2 separate regions of the Homo sapiens genome follow, and region 1 is linked to region 2. Evidence: chromatin loops called from intact Hi-C (ENCODE). Cell type or tissue: HepG2. All regions are shown on one strand. Links, peaks and the distances in the headings refer to the core of each region. The heading gives the core; the rest is flanking DNA.

What was found. A loop is a pair of places that touch in the nucleus more often than their neighbours do. Peaks named below come from ENCODE experiments on the same cell type or tissue, not always from the same donor. Only the 100,000 strongest peaks of a DNase experiment are listed, where the experiment ranks them.
Region 1: a loop joins it to region 2, with 4 times the contacts of the local background. A loop is called at or near these places in 10 of 110 quality-filtered maps.

Annotation. Positions count from the first base shown.
Region 1 is chr15:67,941,804-67,949,803 of GRCh38, forward strand. No RefSeq gene overlaps it. Among named protein-coding and RNA genes, the nearest start is that of RNU6-1, 110 kb to the left of the region's middle. RefSeq lists an enhancer at 4,417-5,616. In HepG2, for the core only: no CTCF peak of the experiment used is centred there; DNase peaks (open chromatin) are centred at 28, 2,006, 4,338 and 6,028; H3K4me3 peaks cover 2,086 bases.
Region 2 is chr15:67,880,251-67,888,823 of GRCh38, forward strand. No RefSeq gene overlaps it. Among named protein-coding and RNA genes, the nearest start is that of RNU6-1, 44 kb to the left of the region's middle. RefSeq lists a cis regulatory region at 2,071-2,571. In HepG2, for the core only: no CTCF peak of the experiment used is centred there; DNase peaks (open chromatin) are centred at 711 and 4,601; H3K4me3 peaks cover 700 bases.

The DNA.
Region 1 (8,000 bases), core at 1-8,000, 62 kb after region 2:
GATGTCAGTGTCAGCCAGGTTCATATCCCACATTCCTGAGCCATGCTGTCAGACTGGGAGGTGCAACACCCACGGGAGGGGTCCAGGGCTGAGTATAGGCAGAGCATGAAACCACAGGCTGAACACACTACGTTTTCTGGAGGTGCCAATTTGAAGATTTTATGGCAGGTGGGGAGACACAGGTTTTTTTTTTTTAATTTAAAATTGAATATGTATATATTTTGGCATAGAATACAAGAATCTGTGGGAATTTTTATGAGAACACAAGCATGCACTAAGAAATTTCCATCTGGCAGAAAGTCAATTCCATATACGTATCTAGACCTCTTGGCAGTACACATTTGCTCTGCAACTATAAAGGGTTCTTTGGTGGAAATTTAGAGAAACACAGACCTATGGTATTGAGAGCTTCAACTAAACCACAGACTGTTCTAATGTAGGTGCCTCCTCTGTCTGCCCTCAGATTCCTTTTAGGGTTGGACTAGAAGTGGGCCTCTCAGTCCTGTTAGCTTTGATATCTTTTCACAGACCCTAGTTACTGCTACTCTCATGTACAACCTTGTTAAAAATCATTCACCAAGGAAAGACATCCCCTATCTCTGTGGGTAAATGCAAGAAACTTAAAATCAGGGAAGTGGTTCTCATGATGGAGGAGAAGGAAGTCAGTAAAGAAAACTTGATCTCGCCAGGCGCGGTGGCTCACGCCTGTAATCCCAGCACTTTGGGAGGCCGAGGCAGGTGGATCACGAGGTCAGGAGATCGAGACCATCCTGGCTAACACGGTGAAGCCCTGTCTCTACTAAAAATACAAAAAATGAGATGGATGTATTGGCGGGCGCCTTGTAGTCCCAGCTACTCGGGAGGCTGAGGCAGGAGAATGGCGTGAACCTGGGAGGCAGAGCTTGCAGTGAGCTGAGATTGTGCCACTGCACTCCAGCCTGGGCGACAGAGCGAGACTCCATCTCAAAAAAAAAAAAAAAAAAGAAAAGAAAAGATAAAAGAAAACCTGATCTCTCTTTTGGCATGTGTGAGATTCCAAATATATGGATTTCTATTATGTGCTAGGTATTTGTAATGTTTCATCATTATAACCCCAAGCCAAAGATGGTATTATAATATCATGGTATGGATGATGATTGTTATGAGCTGAACACTTTTCATCTCCCCAAATTTTATGTGTAGAAATCTTAACCCCCAATGTGATGATATTAGGAAGTGGGGACTTTGGGAGATGATTAGGTCATGAGGGTAAAGCCCTCATGAATGGGATTAGTTCCCTTATAAAAGGGATCCCCAAAGAGCTCTCTGGATCTCTTTCTGCCACGTATGGATATAAGAGGTTGGCAGTCTGCAACCCTGAAGAGAGCCCTCACCAGAACCCAACAATGCTGGTACCCTGATTTCAGACTTCTGTTCTCCAGAACTGTGAGAAATAAATCTCTGTTGTTGATAAGCCACGCAGCTTATTGTGCTTTGTGATAGCAGCCTGAATTGACTAACACAACGATCCCAGGGCCCAGTGAGGTTGAATAACTCACCCAAAGTCACACAGGTATTTAGGCCACTTATTGTAGACATCATTCTTGTTCCAGGTCCCCTTTTGAGATTGCTCTCCTGACCTGAATACAGAATAAATCAGATCCACAAGACTCTAGTCCGAATAGGTTTATTGTCTGTGTCCCTTGTCCTAATGGGGAGGCCTCTGCTCACCAAGAGTGTCCTGACCACCTGGGGCTAGGGGTGCTGGAGAGGAGCACAGAGAGGAGGAAGGGCCTGAAGATGATTTCCCCAACAACTCTGTACTGTGGGGGTTAAGAGTGTGGGCTCTGAGGGTAAACAGAGCTGGATTTGAAGCCCACTCTCCTCCTACTCATGGTATAGATAAGAGGGAAGGAGGGGGTAGAGTGGGAGGGAAACCACCAACCTCAGCAAGCCACAGACTCCAGGAGGCCACCACTGGGTCCCGAACCATGCTCCTATTGTCTTTACAAAGGGGAATGGCAGCTGCTCCACCTCCCACAACATCCAATCAGGCATCCTGCAGACGGTGGCAAATCACAGAGAAGCAATGGCAAAGGGGCTGTGGATGGGCCTGACTGTCTGGACATGGCCAAATCTGCTGCCCAGCCACTTGCTCTTGTGACCTCATCCTGACCTGAAGCGTCTGCCTACAGGTGCTCCTGCCTCTCCCCTGGCCCAGCAAGGACCGCAGGATGCCCTTCCTTAACTCCTGGGTAGGAGCCCACAGTGGTGACTGATCCACGTGAGGTCCCTTAGGTGGTAAAAGCGTCTCCACCCCCAGCCTTCCCGGGACGTCCTGTGCAGCAGGAGTTGATAACGCTGTGTACAGGCTGATGGGGGTAGACACGCTCTTGTTGCCAGGCCCTGGACACTCTGAACCCCAGCCTGGGCTCCTGGCCTTAATGGGGCAGGGAGGGGACCATCGGGGCACAGAGCCAGGGATCCTGTTACTCTCTACATAGAGGTGCCAAGTAGGCTACTTTATTGCCAAGTTTTCTTTTTTAAAAAAACTTTCTTTCCATTCTATGACTCTTTAAGGGAAGAAATTCCATTGTGCACTGTAACACTGAGGACTTTTACACCAGAGAGTCTCACGGGGAATATTCAGGCCTTGGAGAAACCACTAGAGTTTCTGTTGCTGGAGGACAGGGGCCCTGTCTTAGATTCTCTTGCTCAGGCCTGGAAAGATACTTAGGGATGGTCTAGTTCAGTCTGAGTCAGTGTGAGCCTGGCCTCATCCCAGACAGACAACCATCTCCCTACAAACAGCACCAGGATGCCTTGTTGAGTTCATGGTCCCGCCTGCTCCAAGGCACTGCTGGATGATCAAAATAAAGGTCCTTCCTCTTACGTGCTGTGAGTCTTTAAGGGGGTGAAGAAGTCAGGCACTGAGTGGGAAGTACACCTGGAGGCGCAGTGTCCACTGGGCTGCATGTCAAAGTCTGTCATGTGTCTCCTGGGTGACGCTTAACAAATTGCTTAGCCTCTCTGGGCCTCTGATGGCTCATCTAGTGTTAATAAGAAAATAAGCCAGGCGTGGTGGCTCACACCTGTAATCCCAGCAATTTGGGAGGCTGAGGCAGAATGATTGCTTAAAGCCAGCAGTTCAAGACCAGCCTGGGCAACATAGGGAGACCCCATTTCTTTTTTTTTTTTTTTTGGGAGACCCCATTTCTACAAAACTTTTTTAAAAAAATTAGCCAGATGTAGGGGCGCATGCCTGTAGTCCTAGGTACTCAGGAGGCTGAGGTGGGAGGATGGATTGAGCCCAGGAGATCGAGGCTGCAGTGAGTTGTGATTGTACCACTACTACACTCTGGCCTGGGTGACAGAGTGAGACCCTGTCTCTAAAATAATAACAATAATGTTATAATACTACTAATAATACAGTAGTGTTAGGTCCTTGTGGCTGCAATACACTTTGTAGTTTACAAATCATGTTTGCATACCTGGAGTCTTAGAGCTTCCCTACAGACTACTCAAAGCAGATATTTTTAGCCCTATTTTTGAGTTGAAACTGAGCTCTAGAGAGGACTAGTGACTTTGTCAAGATCACAAGTGACCTTGTGCTGTTGCTGTTTCGAGAGAGTGTGTAATCCTGTTGCTGTTTAGAGAGAGTGTGTTTTAGATTTATGTGACCTAGAAGCACCAGCACGGGATCTTTATCCTGATGTTCTTGAGCCACCACCAGCTCTCCTCCAGGCCCAGGCTTTTGTGAATTACAGTGAAGAAAATGCAGACCAGGCGACTTGCTGAGTGACATGGTCACGTATGGTGGGGAATCATCCAATACCTTTAAAATATTTTTTTGAACCTTGGTGGAAAAGTGTGTTTCTTCATTCATTCATTTCTTCATTCATCTGTTCATCAAAGTTTTGCGAGGCTCTAAATGTGTGCTAGGCATGATGCAAGGAGTGGGGACAAAATGGAACCAGCCATGACTACTGCCCTTGAGGAAGTCACAGTAGGTAGGAAGATGGACATCGAGACATAAGTACAGCAGAAAGTCATTTATTTATTCCTGTCATTTGTGAATCCTCTTCCATCTTCCAGTAGTCCTTACGGAAAAAGCAAATACCCATAAAAAGATCTCTTAAGGCGACTGGGGGCACACACGGGGTGGGGGTGGGAGTTTGGGGACAAACTTCAGCACCTCACAGTCTTGTGGTGGGGCCTGCATGCATATGTGGGTGGGGCATGAGGAGGAGCACGTGTTCTTAGAGCTCAGTGTCCCTCCCACCACATTCCCCTGTGCGTTGCCCCAGGCACAGGAACTTTGTAATCACATCCAGCCTGGGATTATAACCAAACACAGCATTCCACCACCCTCTGCAACCTCTTTGTTTGATCTTCCCCCTGGAGACACAGGTCAAGAGGAAGAGAAGGGGAAGGGGGGCAAACTGCAGGGAGAGTGTGTGGGGAGCTTCCTTTGAATTGTCTTTTAATTCAGAAACAGAAAACAAAGATGCCATTTCCCAAGGCCTGAGATACCGCCGCTCTGCATTAAAGGGGTTCAGTCTCAGAATCCTGGAGCAGGGTCCACCTGGGAGGTCACTAGTCTGACCCACCTGGTTTACAGAGCCCAGGAAGGGACCATAACTTCTTTGATGTCACACGGCAGAGAGGGGCAGCATTGCAGTGTGATGTCACAGCAAAGAGGGGTAGCTACTCATGGAGAATGACTCAAGAAGCCTGGGGGAAAGCCTTCCCCACCAGTTGCTCAGTAACACCTAAACTGCCTTGCCTGTGGGACCCAGCCTTGTACTGCATCATCAGAGATTAGCCTGACAAGCAAATGCACCAGGGAGGAAGCCTGGTAATGGGGGCTCATTTATGCTAGGGCGTGGATGACTGATATCAGGGTCTTTCACACCAAGAGGCTTAGCCGGAGGCAGAGGAGAGGAGATCAGAAGGGCACTGGAGACTGCAAGGGCAAGAGGTGACTGGGGCTAAGCCTAGAGGGAAGAGGGCATGGAGCTGAGAGCTTCAGGCACAAAAGAGAAACTTAATACCTGCTTTGTAGGCCCCAGGTCCTGTGCCTGATTTTCTCTTTCCTCTGAGAAAGAAGCTGTGAGGTTTCTGAAGTGTCAAGTCACTCTTCATGTCTAATCCTGTTGCTGTTTAGAGAGAGTGTGTTTCAGATTTATGTCTGAACTGCATCTAAAGGTATCAGCAAAGTCGTTAATTTCAGCCACCTGAATCTGGTGGCTGCCTCTGCTTACGCACAGCAACACTTCCTTCCTCCAGTCCTGTGGGAAATAAGGTATTTCTTCGGGTGAGGTTTTTGTTTTGTCTTGTTTTTTAATAATTTAAGCTTCCTGTTTTATGTATCTAATCTCTTCATATTTTCAGTATGAGGGTACTACTAAGGGGCATTTTACATTCTCGAAGTATGCTGTAATTGTTGTTTATAATTTAAATTTAATCTTTTTCTTTAGTGTTTTTAATTACTTAAGAAATACATACTCATTGTAAAGGATTCAAAAGATAGAAAAGTACATGAAATAAAAAGCATCACTTTATCGCTTTCTACTGCTAAAGGTAGACACTTAACATTTTGGTTTTCTTTCTTTCTTTCTTTACTTTTTTCTTTTTTTTTCAGCAAAAAAGGTATTATATGCCACGTCAGCAGGTCTGTGAATTCATGAAGATCCCTGAGACCATTTCAGGGGTCCACAAGGCCAAAGCTATTTTTATAATAACACTAAGACAAAATTTGCTTTTTTTCCCACAGTGTTGACATTTGTACTGATGTTGCAAAAAGTAAAAGTGGGTAAAAACTGCTAGTGTCTTAGATCAAGGAGGTGGCTCCTTGAACTGTCCTGGTGGGTATTCTGTCCTTCACTACTACACTCTCAGAGGAGCCGAAATGCCAGTTTCTTAAAGAATGTCCTTAATGAAGTAGTAAAGATGATAAATTGTATTAAATTTCAACCCTGGCGTACCTGCCTTTTTAAGATTCTGCATGAAGAGATGAGAAGTATGCTTAAGCCCTGCTGCATTCCAAAGTCCACTGACCATCCGAGGAGACACTCGTGCAGCTGTTTGTGTTGCAAGCTGAATTCACTGTCCCCCAGTCGCCCTGTCCCCCACCAGGGAACATCATTTTTACTCGAAATAATGACTGACAAACTATGGTTGTTCAGATTTGGGAATTTTCAGACATTTTCTCAAAAAATGAATGAAATGAACCTGTCATTTCAAGGAAACTGACAGTATTTGTTACTAATGATGAAGTTTCAGCTTTCTTTTATTTTCTTTTTAACTTTTAAGTTCAGGGGTACCTGTGTAGGTTTGTTACATAGGTAAACTTGTATCATAGGGGTTTGTTGTACAGATTATTTTGTCACCCAGATATTAAGCAAAGGACCTACTAGGTATTTTTCCTGATCCTCTCCCTCCTGCCACCCTCCATCCTCCTACAGGCCCCAGTGTGTGGTATTCCCCTCTATGTGTCCATGTGTTCCCATCATTTAGCTCCCACTTATGAGTGAGAACACGTAGTATTTGGTTTTCTGTTCCTGTGTTAGTTTTCTAAAGATAATGACCTCCAGCTCCATCCATGTCCCTGCAAAGACATAATCCTGTGCTTTTTTATGGCTGCATAGTACTCCATGGTGTATATGTAACATGTTTTCTTTATCCAGACTATCGCTGATGGGAAAGTTTAAGCTTTCAAGCAAACATTAGAATTTCCAAAGACTTATATTTTCCACTGTGAGTTGGACAGCTTCCCAACACTTAAAGACTTTAGTGATGAAAGGGGTGGTGATAATAAATGTGATTTTTGATGCTGTTAATAAAATGTGTTAATATTAGAGCTACATAACTTAGTGAACCAATATTTTTCAAAGACTCATGCATAATGTTATAAAATCATTTGTGGAAGATAAACCAATGGATTTTAATGTAACGGTATAGATTGTTCATTGATATGATTTATTTTTTATTTTTATTTTATTTATTTATTTATTTTTGAGATGGAATCTCACTCTGCTGCCCAGGCTGGGGTACACTGGTGTGATCTTGGCCCGCTGCAACCCCTGCCTCCTGGGTTCGGGCAATTCTCCTGCCTCAGACTCCTGAGTAGCTGGGATTACAGGCACCTGCCACCACACCTGGCTAATTTTTGTATTTTTAGTGGAGACGGGGTTTTACCATGTTGGCTGGGCTGGTCACGAACTCCCGACCTCAAGTGATCTCCCCACGTTGGCTTCCCAAAGTGCTGAGATTACAGGCTTGAGCCACCGCACCCGGCCTCATTGATATGATTTAGAATCCACGTTGCCACTAACCTTTCAGAAACTACCACTTGTCAAATTTTGGTAAACAATCAAAGAACAATAGCCATAATAATCTGGAAAGACTATTAAAATAATCCTCCTTTTTCAACTACGTGTGTTTGTGAGACCAGATTTTCTTCATGTACTTCAACCAAAACAACATATCACAACAGATTTAATGCCAAAGCAGATATGAGAATGCAACTGTCTTATATTAAGCCAGATATTAAAACACATTTGAAAAAATGTGAGACAATGCCAGTCTTCTCACTAAATGTTTTGATATAGTTAACTTTCATAAAAAGGATATGATTTATAGTAACATGCAATGAGTTTATTACCATTATTTAAAATTAAGAAACTCATTTTTTGAAATTATCTTAATGTTTAATACAATAACTATTGATAGACATAGCCTACATAAGAAAATCTCCAGCCAGGCGTGGTGGCTCACACCTGTAATCCCAGCACTTTGGGAGGCCGAGACAGGCAGATCACGAGGTCAAGAGATCAAGACCATCCTGGCCAACATGGTGAAACCCCATCTCTACTAAAAATACAAAAATTAGCTGGGTGTGGTGGTGCGTGCCTGTAATCCCAACTACTCAGGAGGCTGAGGCAGGGGAATCACTTGAATCTGGGAGGCAGAGGTTGCAGTGAGCTGAGATTGTGCCACTGCACTCCACCCTGGTGACA
Region 2 (8,573 bases), core at 1-8,000:
TGTTGGGATTATAGGTGTGAGCCATAGTGTCTGGCCCCATTTATTTCTTCATTCATTTAACATAAGAATCTGTTGCTAATTTATGTAGTGGAGAGTAACTGCCTTATATCTGTTTCTGCTGGGTTTTTTTTTTTGTTTTAAGACAGGGTCTCGCTCTGTTGTCCAGGCTAGAGTGCAGTCACACAATCATGGCTCACTACAACCTTAACCTCCCAGGCTCAAGTGATCCTCCTGCCTCAGCCTCATGAGTAGCTGGGACTACAGGCATGCATCACCATTCTGGGCTATTTTTTTTTTTTTTTAAATCAAGACAGGGTCTCATTATGTTGCCCAGGCTGGTTTCAAACTCTGGAGCTCGAGTGATCCTCCCACCTTGGCCTCCCAAAGTATTGAGATTACAGGCAGGAGCTATCATGCCCAGCCTGTTTCTGCTGTTTTTAGAACACAGATTATTAACTGGACACAGGCACCCAGAATAAGACTAAATTTCCAAGCATGCTTCTGACTAGGTGTGGCCATGTGTCTAAGTTCTCGCCTATGGGATGAGAACAGAAGTAAAATGTGCCTTTGAAGAGGATGTGTGCCTTCTCCTTCCTCTTTTTTCCCTTCCTGCTGGCTGCATTGTGCACTTGGCATTGCTCCATCATGCAGATGAGAGGTTGTATGTAACAGCAGCCAAAACTACATCCTGACTAATACCTGTGTTAATGGGCCAGACACTGCACTAGGGGCTCAGGACACAAAAACCAATACAATTAAATTTCTACATTCCAGGAGCTCAAAATCTTGGGTAGAAGACCAAAGGGTAAGCAAACACTTTTGAAGTCAGCACTGTGGTAGCCCCAGGGCCTCTGGAGCACGGCATAGCCAATCACCTACCATGTCTATCTATCCATTTGTGCATCTCTTTAGCCATCCGTGCATTTCTTAATTTACCCACCTACCCATAGATCAGTTCCTCTCTCATCTATCTGTTCATGCTTGCATTTATTCATCCATCTCTCCCACATATCTCATGAGGATCCTGCAGGGTTTTTGTTGTTGTTGTTTTATGAGACAAGGTCTCACTCTGTCACCTAGGCTGGAGTGCAGTGGTGTGATCATGGCTCACTGCAGCCTTGACCTTCTGGGTTCAAGTGATCCTCCCATCTCAGCCCCCTGACTAGCTGGGACCACAGGTGCATGCCACTGCACGGGCCTAATTTTTAAAATGTTTTGTAGAGATCAGGACTCACCATGTTGCTCAGGCTGATCTTGAACTCCTGGCCTCAAGTAATCCTTCTGCCTCAGCCTCCCAAAGTGCTGGGATTACAGGCATGAGCCACCATACCAGGCCTCTGCAGTTATTTTTGTTGAGAATTATATAGGGCCCGTTCAATTGTATTTTTCTCAAATTCAAGCCAATCAGAATGGCACCTTTCACCTCAATTTTAACAGATACCAGGAACCAAGATCACCACACACACGCAATATAATGATGAAATTTCATGTTCAAATCACATAACTAAATGCTGATTTGTGAACATTTTTAGATTTTCCTAGGTGATAAAAATGATACAGTCATTAGTTTTTTTCAAGGACAGTCTCCCACTTCTCCTGAGTTGGATGTGCCACCAGCCCACCTTAGAGCCAGCCCTGGGGAAATGCAGAGGGAGACAGAGGGCAAATTCGGTGTTTGTTATAATCATGTGTGATGCTATGTAAGAGCTATCTTTAGCTGTGTACCTCCCTTATTCTTGAGGGGTAGAGTAAGGTGGGGTGACCACCAAAGGAAGCCAGCAGGCTTCGTTCGCCTCCAGGGAATGAGATTCCTTGTCTCCCTCTCTTTCTTACTTTGGCCACTGAAATTTCTCCAAAACTCTTCTTAGGAATAAAGAAAAAATCAAGGGTGCAGATTATGGCAAGAACATAGTTAAGGTATGCAGTTTTGTTTCATTTAATGAGAAAATATAGTGGTTGTGTTAAGAAATTAAATGGCTCACACATTGATCCTCATTGATATATATTGAATGTTGTTTATCAAAAACATTGTGAATTTATTTGGTTTAAAACAAATATCAAACTTCAAATCAAACTTAAGTAGTAAGTCTAATATTAATGGAGATGAACTAGGATTCGAACTGAGCAAGGAGGGGGAAGGGATGGAGGAAGGAGGACTTTTTCTGTTTAAAATCTAAGGAGCCCTGGAACTTACAGAAATTCAGCCCTGTTTTTGGTACTAGGGAGATACAAAGATCAGATCTCTTCTGCCCCTGCTTGTAAGGCAGGAAATTTTCTGTCTACTTAAGTAGATGAGACACAAATCTGCAAAGTCATATAGCAGAACAGGAAGCTACTGTCAAGAGATGTTACAAAGGGGCGGGGGAGAGTAGGGAGTTGAGGTGGCGGGTAAGGATATGCCAAGTGTCAAGTAGATAGTGCAGGAAAGAAATGCACATTTCTCCAAGGGGGTGGTATCCACAATGGGTTGGAATGGCCAGGGAAGCTATTCTCTCCCCTTCCCTTCCTTCCTTCCAGTTCTAGGCATTGGGGGATACAGTGGTGAAGAAAACAGAAAGAAATCCTGCCCTTCTGGAATTTACATTCTAATGGGGGCAAGACAGACAACAAATGAAATAAATACAAATAACAGTGTGTAAGACAGTGATACGTGCTATGGAAAAAATAAAACAGGGAAAAGGAATCAGGACTATTGGGAGAGTGTAATTTAAATATTATGGTCAGGGAAGGCCCCACAGAAAAGGCGACGTGAGTAAAAACTGAAGGAGATGAGGGAGGGAACCATGTCAGTATTCAGAGGAAGAACATTCGGAACAGAGGGAGCAAATATGCAAAGCACTTATTCGGCACCTACTGCATGCCCACATGACAGCAATAGCAATATGTGGCTATTTGCCAAACTGTCTTCATTCGTGAAACATTTAAGCTTACTACAGAAGATAAGAGTTTTTTTCTTTCCCATGAGGTTGAGAATATATGGAGGATGGGTTGCCCAGAAGCAGTGGCAACATTTGCATTAAAAGAAGGCAGCCTTTTAACCCGAGGAGGAGGCTGAGAATCCAATGACTTTTCTGTCATACGATTGAGGGGACAGGAGCCTAGTGATAATGGGACACGGAGCTTCGGCTGCAGAGCTCTCTTTTGTCCACAATTTAGGGCAACTGTCTTGCACTCTGCCTCCATCCTCTGGGTAGACTCAGTGGAGGAAACGTTTCCACAGGCACCAGGCAACCGGGCTCCTGGAAGCAGCAGACCCGGGAGAGGAGAGCAACTCCCCAGCTTGGTGTTAGATATCATCTGAGACTCCTTACACCCTCGCAGCTTAGAAGCTCCTCAGATTACCAGGCAAGGCAAAGTTGATTTTGACAATGTCTGGGGAAGGAAGGGCTGCTCTTCCTGGCTGGCTGGCATAATCAGACTCTGGAGGAGTCGGCCTGCCTATCAAAGGAGGTGAGAGCTAAGTTGTTGCTGCCTTTCCGCTTCAGGATGAATGGATTCCACCCCATTGAACTGGAGTGACCTGGCGCCTGGATTCTTTCATCTCTAAAATGGGAAAAATAATTGTTGCACATATATGGTGTTGAAATTATGGCCCTCAATTGGTGATAATTATCATTACTTAGTATTAATAATTATTATTTGTGAAACTTCTCCCAGAATTGCTGCATGGATTGCAATGTCCAAATAAGCTTATAATGGGGCTTCCAGACACTAGCAGTGAGGCAGTTTCTGTAGAGGTTGAGTGGCGGCTCTTCACCGACTAACTGGGTTTGCGTCCCCCGCCTTTTTGTTTTCCTTTTTTAAAATATATTTTTTAAATATCATGGAGTGTCACTATGTTGCCCAGGTTAGTGTCGAACTCCTGAGCTCAAGGGATCCTCCCACTTTGGCTTCCCAAAGTGCTGGGTTTGCATCCTGGATGGCCTCTTAGGAGCTGTGTGCCCTTGGGCAAGTTGTTTAACCTTCCTGAGCTCCTGCGTCCCTATCTTTAAAGTGAAAATAATAATAGCACGTTTTACTACTTGGAAGGAGGCTGGACCAGGTTTTCTACAGCCAGACCATCTACGCTTTCCAAAGGGCCTGGGCAGCAAGTGAGTATTAGTCTACTAAGAGTGTAATTATGTTATATTAACAGCACCTACCTCCAAAGGTTGCTGCGAGCAGAGAGCACCTCACAGTGCTTTACAGCAGTGCCCGGCTATAACCATCACAGCATTATTATTAATGTGATTAGCCTCATTTTGCAGATGAGGAAATATAGGCCCAGAGAGGTTAAGATACCCCACGCAGGGACCTGCAGCTAGTCGGTGGCAGGGATGGCGCTGGAATCCAGGGGTTCCCTCCAGAACCCCACAGCGGCCCATGCTGAAAACCAGACAACGCCCGCCCCCGCCAGAAGGCACCCTGGGAACGGAAAGCTGGCAGCCTTCCAAGTCCCAGGACGCGCTGGGGCCCAGCCCCCGCTCCGCCCTCCCCCATCCCTGGAACAAAGTACACTTCTGCCGCAGGAACATTCCAGCAAACTGAAGGCATCGCGGGCGCGGCCGCCGCCCCCGCCTCCCCACAGCTGCACGGAGCGTCCACGGCCCCAGGCCGAGCCCCACTGTGCCCCGCTTCCGACCCCGCCCGCCCTGCCGGCTCCCCGTCGCCCGCCGCGTGTGCAGACGCAATCGCACCGGAGGAATTCTCTGGTCTCTTTGCTAACCTCGGGACCCGCAGTTGCAAAGGCTGAGGGACGGGGTGGGCGGAGCAGACGCTGAGGACTGCGGTGCCCTTAGGGGCACGGAGTCGCTTGGCAGCAACCGCTCCTGGGCCCGCTGGTCCCCGGTCCTGGGCAGCCCCCACTGCCCCACTTTACTCCTTTACAGGATAAAGGCATGCTGTTGTTAATAACAAGTAGAACTAGGAGAAAGATCTCTATTAATCCCACCAGGCTGAGACAACTGCTATTAATTCTGGTTATGTCCTTCCTGACTTTTTGTGTACACAAAAAACACAGATGTACATTAACACGAAATATCCTGCGATGATACTGTTTGTTTCTAAATTAACGAACTTTAGTTGTTAGAGCAGTTTTCAGTTAACAGAAATTTGGGAAGCTAGTGCAGCGTTCCCATATAACCTCCCACCGCTCCCTCAGTTTCCCCTGTTATTAATATCTTGCATTTGTCACAATTGATAAACCAGTATTGATATATTAGTATTCACTACATTTCATGGCTTATATTAAGGCTCACTCTTTGTGGCGTGAAGTTCTTTGCGTTTTGACAAATGCATAATGTCGCATATCCACCATTACAGTATCATACAGAACAATTGGCCCAAAAAATCCCCTGTGATCCCCTTGTTCACCTCTCACCCTCTAATCCCATGCAGTCACTGATCTTTTTACTGTTTCTATGGTTTGGCCTTTTCCAGAATGTCATATAGTCGGAATCGTATAGTCTGTTGCCTTTTCAGGCTGGCTTCCTTCACAAAACAATATGCCTCTTAAGATTCCTTCATGTCTTTTTGTGGCTTGATGGCTCATTTCTTATTTATAGCTGAATAATATTCCATAGTACTGACGTACCACAATTTGTTTATCCATTCACCTTTTCAATTGCCTCCAGTTTTTGGCAATTATGCAAAAGATGCTATAAACATTTGTGTGCAGGTTTATTTTACTGCTTTCTGGCTTGCTTTTAAAAATTATTTCAGTCCAGGTGAGGTATGGAGTAAAGAAACAAACAAACAAGTCATGAATGTCATTCAATATAAATGTAGATCTATATCATCATTTTAATGGCTACATAAGATACTATCAGAGTTTATTTAACCAGCCCCAGTTGTACAACATAGATTGCTGTCTTCTTTGATTCTGACCTCATAAACCTGTAACAACTTGGTCTACACTTGATAGTATCTTGTAGTTGTTAAGGCTTAGTTGCTTGTGTCCTGTGTTCAAATCCCAGCCACTCCACTTAATTACTTGGTGTCCCTGGATAAAGTATTTAATTCCTTATGAGTCAGTTTCCTCTTTGTGAAGTGGGAATAATAATGGCACTTATTGTGAGGATTACATGAGCTGATACATGTAAGATGTTTAGAACAGTTTAGAACCTAGAGCAATACAAACTCATAATAAAATTTAGCTCTTTTTATTATTTATTTATTTTTTTAGAGACAGGATCTCACTCTTTTGCCCAGGCTGGAGTGCAGTGGGGCAATCATGGTTCCCTGCAACCTCAACCTCAAGCAATCGTCCTGCCTCAGCATCCTGCATACAGGTGCACACCACCACGCCTGGGGGTTTCGCCGTGTTCCCCAGGCTGGTCTTTAACTCCTGAGCTTAACAAAATGATCCACCCACCTCAGCCTCCCAAAGTGCTGGGATTATAGGCATGAGCCCCTGTGCCCAGCTAAATTTTTATTTTTATTTATTTATTTATTTATTTGAGACGGAGTTTTGCTCTTGTCGCTCAAGCTGGAGTGCAGTGGCGCGATCTTGGCTCACTGCAACCTCTGCCTCCTAGGTTCAAATGATTCTCCTGCCTCAGCCTCCTGAGTAGCTGGGACTACAGGGGCGTGCCATCACGCCTGGCTAATTTTTGTATTTTTCGTAGAGGTGGGGTTTAGCCAAGATGTTAGCCAAGATGTTCTGGATCTCCTGACCTTGTGATCCACCCGCCTCAGCCTCCCAAAGTGCTAGGATTGCAGGTGTGAGTCACTGTCCTCAGCCTATTTATTTTATTTTATTTATTGTTTTTGGAGACAGAGTTTCACTCTGTTGCCCAGGCTATAGTGCAGTGGTGCAATCTTGGCTCACTGCAACCTCCACCTCCTGGGCTCAAGTGGTTCTCATGCCTCAGCCTCCTGGAGTAGCTGGGATTACAGGTGTGTGCCACCACACCCAGCTAATTTTTTGTATTTTTAGTAGAGATGGGGTTTTGCCACGTTGCCCAAGCTGGTCTCGAACTGCTGAGCTCAGGCAATCTGCTGGCCTCGGCCTCCCAAAGTGCTAGGATTACAGGTGTGAGCCACAATGCCCGGCCTTTTTATTTTTTATTAGAGACAAGTCCTCACTGTATTGCCTAGGCTGATCTTGAACTCCTGGGCTCAAGGGATCCTCCCACCTTGGCCTCCCAAAGTGCTGGAATTACAGGCATGAGCCACTGCACTTAGCGCTCTTATTTATTGTCTATTGAGCATCTACTTTGTGTCCTGAGCTAGGCTTGGGGAAGTTATCAAATACTAAATCCTATGTATAGTTTTTTTAATTAAAAAAATATTAATTTATAGAGACAAGGTCTCACTATGTTGCCCAGATTGGTCTTGAACTCCCGAGCTCAAGCAATCCTCTTGCCTTGGCCTCCTAAAGTGCTAGGGTTACAAGCGTGAGCCACTGTGCCTGGTCATATGTGTAATGTTACCCTCAAAACACTTTAGTTTGGCTCCTGCTGGGGGATAATGCAAAGCACAGTAGTACTAACTCTTTATGTTGTTTTCTCTGTGCCAGGCACTGTTCTGGACCCTGGGAGTAGCAGGGTTGGAATTTGAATGCAGGGGTCTGGTTCTAACCACCCTGCCTCTCTGTACAAGTAATCCCAGTGCAAAAGACAAAGCAAGATGTGTTCTAATAAAGGGGAGATGAAGAACTATGAGAATTCAGAGGACCCAGTGATGGCTTCCAGCTGGGCATACCAGGGAAGGCTCTTTGTTAAACTTCACTTAGTGAACACCTATGGAGCTTTTATAGACAATACACATCCCTAAGCACTGGGGGAGTAAAGAAGCACATAAAACCAATGGGAAACATATAATTTGGTGGGAGAGAAAGAAAACAGACTCAACAAGCAAATGTCAAATGGCAGGTTGTGACACAAGCTACAAAGGAAACACAGGCTTCCTTGACGATAATACTCGGGGTGTGGTGGGGATTGGCACCTTGGTCAGGACAGCCTTGGAGGAGGCAGCTCTGAAACACTGAGCACTGTGAGACGAGGAGCCAGCCATGGGAGGAACTGTGGGGGATATTCTAGGTGCCAGAATGAGCAAAAGCCTGGAGGCAGAAGGGTGTCTTGGTATTATATGTTTTAAATACCATCGGAAGCTAATATGGAAGGGACACAGGGAGCAAGGAGCAAGTGGCTAAAGATGAAGTTGCAGAGTAGATACGGGCCAGTTTCTAAGAACTTTCTAACCTAAAAGAACTTCCTGAAAGTGGCTGAATAGCCTGGAGGTAAGGACAAGAACATCCACTCCACGTGCAGCTGTGATGGACCAGGCTCTATACATGCTCTTCACACAGTGTTGTATTCAAACTTGCCTACGACTCACTTGGCAAGATAGGGAGCTGAGGATTGGGTTTTATTCCCAGTGTGTAGGGAAGCCACTGAAGGGTTTTAAGCAAGGAAGTAGCATGGCTGGATTGATATTGTAGAAAGATCCTGTGGGCTGCTGTGGGAATGGAGTGAATGTTTGCAAGGGAGGAATGGGGGGACCAATTACCTGACTACTGCAGTCACCTGGGCAAGAGAGAGAATGGAGATTTGGCTAGAATGATGGCAGTGGACAGGAAGAGAGATGGATTT